Regions from separate parts of the Homo sapiens genome. Here region 1 is linked to region 2. A link is an interaction called in ENCODE POLR2A ChIA-PET data of the cell type or tissue named here. Cell type or tissue: HepG2. All regions are shown on one strand. Each heading gives the region's core, and the rest is flanking DNA. Links, peaks and the distances in the headings are about the cores only. Region 1 overlaps TMX2-CTNND1 (TMX2-CTNND1 readthrough (NMD candidate)). Region 2 overlaps ZDHHC5 (zDHHC palmitoyltransferase 5).

Region 1 (2,916 bases), core at 198-2,697, 69 kb before region 2:
TGGTGGTGGGTGCCTGTAATCCCAACTACTCGGGAGGCTGAGGCAGGAGAATCGCTTGAACCCAGGAAGTGGAGGTTGCAGTGAGCCGAGATCATGCCATTGCACTCTAGTGTAGGTGACAAAGCAAAACTCCGTCTCAAAAAAAAAAAAGAAAGAAATATGAAACTTTAAGAGTATAGGTTTTCACAAACTGCCTAGCTTCAAACTCCACCTCTGTAAGTAAGTACACTTACTCAAATATATGTACTATTATGTGACCTTGACCCAAATTAAATAATCTGAACCTCAGTTTCCTTAACTATAAAATGGAGATAACTATATCTCTCTCACAAGACTGTTGTGGGAATTAAAATACACAAAAAGTTCTTTGGGCCAGGCACCGTAGTTTAAGCCTGTAATCCTGGCACTTTAGGAGGCCGAGGCAGGCGGATCACCTGAGCTCCGGAGTTCCAGACCAGCCTAGCCAACAGGGCAAAATCCCGTCTCTACTAAAAATACAAAAATTAGCCAAGCGTGGTGGCGCACACCTGTAGTCCCAGCTACCCAGGATGCTGAGGTGGGAAAATCGCTTGAACCCGGGAGGCAGTGAGCTGAGCTCGTGTCACTGCACTACAGCCTGGGCAACAGAGCGAGACTCCGGTTCAAAACAAAAGTTCTTAATGTATGGCATGTAGTATAAACTCACTAAGAATGCATTATCATTATTTTTATTATTCAGTAACTACCCTGCCCAAAAACTTGCAGTGGTGAGCCACTGCCCAATAATAGCAACCAATGATGAAGTGTCTACCATGTAAGAGGTATTTTGAGCTCAGTACTTCAAACTTCTAAAACATGACCACAGAAATAGTACTACAACCATTCTACAGATGAGGAAATCAAGGTCCAATAAGGTGAAGAAATTTGCCTGATCTCATCTGGCTAAGTGAACCCTCACCAGTCTCACTCCACAGCCCATGCTCTTTCTATTACGTTACACTATGGTCAAGATAAAGGTCAAGAGAAATCCTAGAAACAGGACTACTGTATGTTGACTGGGATGGTAGGGGACTATCATCTGCTTTGAAGGCACCACATTTATTCATTCAGTACATTAAAGTAACACATTATCAACCATAATCTGACCTTTCTTTACCTAGATAAACTAGAATTCAACAACTCAGCATGAATGTGCTTTTAATCATGCTGATGTAGTCATTATCCACTCCCTTATATATATGGTCTATAGTCTCATAGACCTATATTTGGTCTATAGTGGCCAAAAAGGACTTTCCTCAGAAGTGTTGAAAAACCAAACATGCATTACAGCACTTGTTTGATGGGCTTTAAATAAACTACAGCTGAAAATGAATACATTATAACAAAGATATGAACAGCCTTTAAGCCTCATTACCTAAAAATCTTCTCCTTTTATCACATTTTCTACCTCTATTCCCCATCAATTCCTAGTCCTCCATAGCAAGTTCAAAAGCCAAAGATAATCACCAAAGGAAAACAACCAGCCCAAAAATGTTTGTTGATTCATTGATTCCGAGATCAAAGCCACATACTAGAATGTTACATGATTTTCTACAGACAGATTGGTCTTGTTTGTTGAAGACATCACTACTCACAACTTGCAAGTATTTTGTCTTCCTTTTTCTTTTGTTTTCATTTGTGTGTATGTATACTTCTGTCTCCCCCATCAGAAGATAAGCTCCATGGGCTGGGCGCAGTGGCTCAACGCCTGTAATCCCAGCACTTTGGGAGGCCAAGGCAGGCAGATCACGAGTTCAGAAGTTCAAGACCAGCCTGGTCAACATGGTGAAACCCCGTCTCTACTAAAGATACAAAAAATTAGCCGGGCTTGGTGGCACACCACCTGTAATCCCAGCTACTCGGGAGCCTGAGGCAGGAGAATCGCTTGAACCCAGGAGGCAGAGGTTGCAGTGGGCTGAGATTGTGCCATTGCACTCCAGCCTGGGTGACAGGGTGAGACTCTGTCTCAAAAAAAAAAAAAGTTCCATGAATAGTGTCTTTTTTGCTCATGGTCTATCCCCAGAGCTCAACCTTGTAACTCATATTTAGCAACAACTAAATGAGTGAATAAAGTCTCTTAGCTTGCTAGTTATATATGCCTGGTCAAGGTATTTAAAATTAATGAACATTTAAAATAGGCCGGGTGTGATGGCTCATGCTTGTAATCCCAGCACTTTGGGAGGCCAAGGCAGGTGGATCACTTCAGGTCAGGAGTTCGAGACCAACATGGCCAACATGGTGAAACCCCTTCTCTACTAAAAATACACGCGGGGCATAGTGGTGCATACCTGTGGTCCCAGCTAATTTGGGAGGCTGAGGTAGGAGGATTGCTTAAGCCCAGGAGTTCAAGGCTGCAGTGAGCTGTGTTTGTGCCACTGCACTCCAGCCTAGGTGACCACAAAGTGAGACCCTGTCTCAAAAATAAAATAAGGCTGGGTGCAGTAGCTCACACCTCTAATCCCAGCACTTTGGGAGGTCAAGGCAGGTGGATCACCAGAGATCAGGAGTTCCCAACCAGCCTGACCAATGTGCTGAAACTTCATCTCTACTAAAAAAACAAAAATTAGCCAGGTGTGGTGTTGCACCTGTAGTCCCAGCTACTCGGGAGGCTGAGACAGGAGAATTGCTTGAACCCAGGAGGTGGAGGTTGCAGTGAGCCAAGATTGCGCCTGCACTCCAGCCTGGGCGACAGAGTGAGACGCTGTCTCAAAAATAAATAAAATAATAAATAATAAAATAAAATAGGCTAAAACTATAAATGCCAAGAAGAAATTTTAAAAATTCAACTCCAAAAACCCCACTGGTTATCCATACAAAGAAAAACAAAATATTTTTACTCCTTTCCACCCTCTGGTGGTTACACATTACAATCAAAGTTTGTCATTTTTGAAGCCCTGG
Region 2 (2,916 bases), core at 124-2,623:
CTACAGGGATGAAGAATAAGCCAGCCACACACATTACTGCCATTCTGATGCCAAACAATCAAGGAGAACAGAGCAACATGACCTCACTTTCCCCGGCCCCTACTGCAGCCATTTTCCCTTTAGCCCTCATTCCTCCCCCTTCCAATCCCACAATCTAAAAGGCCTTGAAGGATACGTGACAGCCGTGCGGACCCCTGAGAGTTCCTCTATGTGGTAGAGGACATAAAGGAGGCCAAAGCCAAACACACCCATAATGTGGGCTGTCAGGGAAAGGAGGAAAAGGAAAAAATAACGGTAGTTCCGGCGACCAATACAGTTATTCACCCAGGGGCAGTGATGATCAAATTCCTAGGGACAAAGAGAGACAGATGAGAGGCATCCCTGGACCATAGCATTAAATTACTTCTGTCAAGAAGAGAAACAAATGGCAGCTAAGTTTTGATCATGGTCACCAATTAGTTCAAAATTAAATCCAGTTTATTTTGCTCTATAAATCTGCAAGGGAGACCTTCCAGAGGTTGGTCAAAGGCCAAGGCCAACCAGGCGTAGTGGTGCACACTTGTAGTCCCAGCTACTTGGGGGGCTGGGGCTTGAGCCCAGGAGTTCAAGGCTGTAGTGAACTATGATGACTGCCTGTGAATAGCCACTGTACTGGGCAACATAGCAAGACCCCATCTCTTAAAAAAAAAAAAAAAAAAAAATTGGCCGGGCGCGGTGGCTCACGCCTGTAATCCCAGCACTTTGAGAGGCCGAGGCGGGTAGATCACGAGGTCAGGAGTTCAAGACCAGCCTGACCAACATGGTGAAACCCCATCTCTACTAAAAATACAAAAATTAGCCGGGCGTGGTAGCGCGTGCCTGTAATCCCAGCTACTCAGGAGGCTGAGGCAGGAGAATCGGTTGAACCCGGGAGGCGGAGGATGCAGTGAGCCGAGATTGCGCCATTGCACTCCAGCCTGGGCAACAGAGCGAGACTCCGTCTCGATAAATAAATAAATATATATATATATAAAAAAGACCAAGGCCGGCTCTCAATGTTTATCCTATGTGACCAAGGAACTCTAAAAGTGACGAATGTCAGAGGTTTTGCAGAAACATCAAGATTCATAAGAAAAGAGGATTAGAAGGAAGATTTGGCAGGTAACTGCTTATAGCTAAGTGAAAATGGAATGGAAAAAGGACAAGGGATGCAGAAGGACAGGCAGGAAAACAACTACAACAAATTGAAACACAACAGCATGATTTTCTGGAAGAGAAAATGCAAAGCCAGGATAAATAACCAAAACTGAGCCAATAGATAGAAGGCTAGAACTATAAATCTTGGTGTCAAGAAAGCCTACACCCTGCTAGTGCAATGGCTCATGCCTGTAATCCCAGCACTCAGCACTCTGGGAGGCCAGGGCATGAGGATCACTTGAAGCCAGGAATTTGAGATAGTCCAAGCAACACAGTGAGACCTCATCACTACAAAAAGTAAAAATAAATAAAAAAGAAAGCCTATGCCCATATTGAGTTAAAGCTTCCCTCCTGCAATAATATTTATGCTCTGCCTCTCATGCCATGTCATTATTAACACCATTTGACAGAGCTGGACCATGTGGCCAACGTAGTTAGACAGGACTATACCACATCCAAAGCTAAGAATCTATTATATGGTTAGGATGAAGACAATGAAGGTTAAGCATGAAGTCTTACCCCACCCAGGGTGCTTACCTCCACACAGTTGTCACAGACACTGCAGTGGGAACATCGAGGGGGACGGTAAAAGCGGCAGGTGGCACACCATTTCATGCGCACCTGGATGCCCTTTATCTCCACTGTTTTGTAAAGGGGAGCTCGGAAATCATCTTCCTTGTCCTCATCCTCCTCAGCTGTAGAGAGGAAAAGTCAATTAAAAACAACTATGCCAGAACTGTAGTAAGTGCTAGGGATTCAATGATGTTTAAAATATAGCTTCTGCCTTTGAGGAATTCACAGTCTAATGAGTGAGACTAGGAACTAGGAACTATAAGACTGTGAGGTCAGGTCTTTATACAACACTATGGGAACATGGATGAGGGAGCAATTTATTCTGCATTGGGAAGTGAGGTTCGAGATAAAATGACTCAAGAGGTAGCTCTTGTATGCATCTGCTGGTGTTATTTGGTTTAAGTATATGAATATATTTTAAAGAAATAGTTTACATATCAAAGCACATACATAATGAGTTTGCATAAGAGTTCAGTATCTACATTTATATGAGTGAACTATAGCAATCCAAGAGAGGAACTAACATCAACCTTTTTTTCCAGGCACGAATCCTTTGCCCAGCCAACCATGGTGGCTCACGCCTGTAATCCCAACACTTTGGGAGGCCGAGAAGGGCGGATTGCCTGAGCTCAGGAGTTCAAAACCAGCACGGCCAACATGGTGAAACCTCGTCTCTACTAAAAACACAAAAATTAGCCTGGTGTGGTGGCATGCACCTGTAGTCCCAGCTACTCAGGAGGCTAAGGCAAGAGAATCGCTTGAACCCGGGAAGTGGAGGTTGCAGTGAGCTGAGATCACGCCACTGCACTCAAGCCTGGGCAACACAGCAAGACTTCATCTTCATCTTAAAAAAAAAAAAAAAAAAAAAAAAAACTTTCCCAAAATGTCTTCCCCTACTCTATGAATTTTCTCTACATATACGTATTTCAGTATTATTTGTTGCACAAGCATAAATGCCCTTTCTCTCAATTTTCAGCTATCAGAAACCCACCATCCCATTTCAAAACTTAAAAGACATTATTTGCCTTCTCATATACAGTTAGCAATTTTTTTTTTCTTGAGACGGAGTCTTGCTCTGTTACCCAAGCTGGAGTGCAAGGGCGTGATCTTGGCTCACTGCAACCTCCACCTGCCGGGTTCAAGTGATACTTCTGTCTCAGCCTCCCA

Evidence for each region. ChIA-PET counts read pairs that join two places held together with the same protein. Peaks named below come from ENCODE experiments on the same cell type or tissue, not always from the same donor. Only the 100,000 strongest peaks of a DNase experiment are listed, where the experiment ranks them.
Region 1: POLR2A ChIA-PET joins it to region 2 with 5 read pairs; 11 of 35 experiments call an interaction of 5 or more read pairs at or near these places.

The regions. Positions count from the first base shown.
Region 1 is chr11:57,757,020-57,759,935 of GRCh38, reverse strand. All of the region lies in intron 2 of TMX2-CTNND1 (TMX2-CTNND1 readthrough (NMD candidate)), which reads right to left. Among named protein-coding and RNA genes, the nearest start is that of CTNND1, 3.3 kb to the left of the region's middle. In HepG2, for the core only: no CTCF peak of the experiment used is centred there; a DNase peak (open chromatin) is centred at 1,545.
Region 2 is chr11:57,687,463-57,690,378 of GRCh38, reverse strand. It overlaps ZDHHC5 (zDHHC palmitoyltransferase 5), which reads right to left. Exons shown (of 12, transcript NM_015457.3): 4 at 1,714-1,871; 5 at 176-348; 6 at 1-44. Among named protein-coding and RNA genes, the nearest start is that of ZDHHC5, 21 kb to the right of the region's middle. In HepG2, for the core only: no CTCF peak of the experiment used is centred there; no DNase peak of the experiment used is centred there.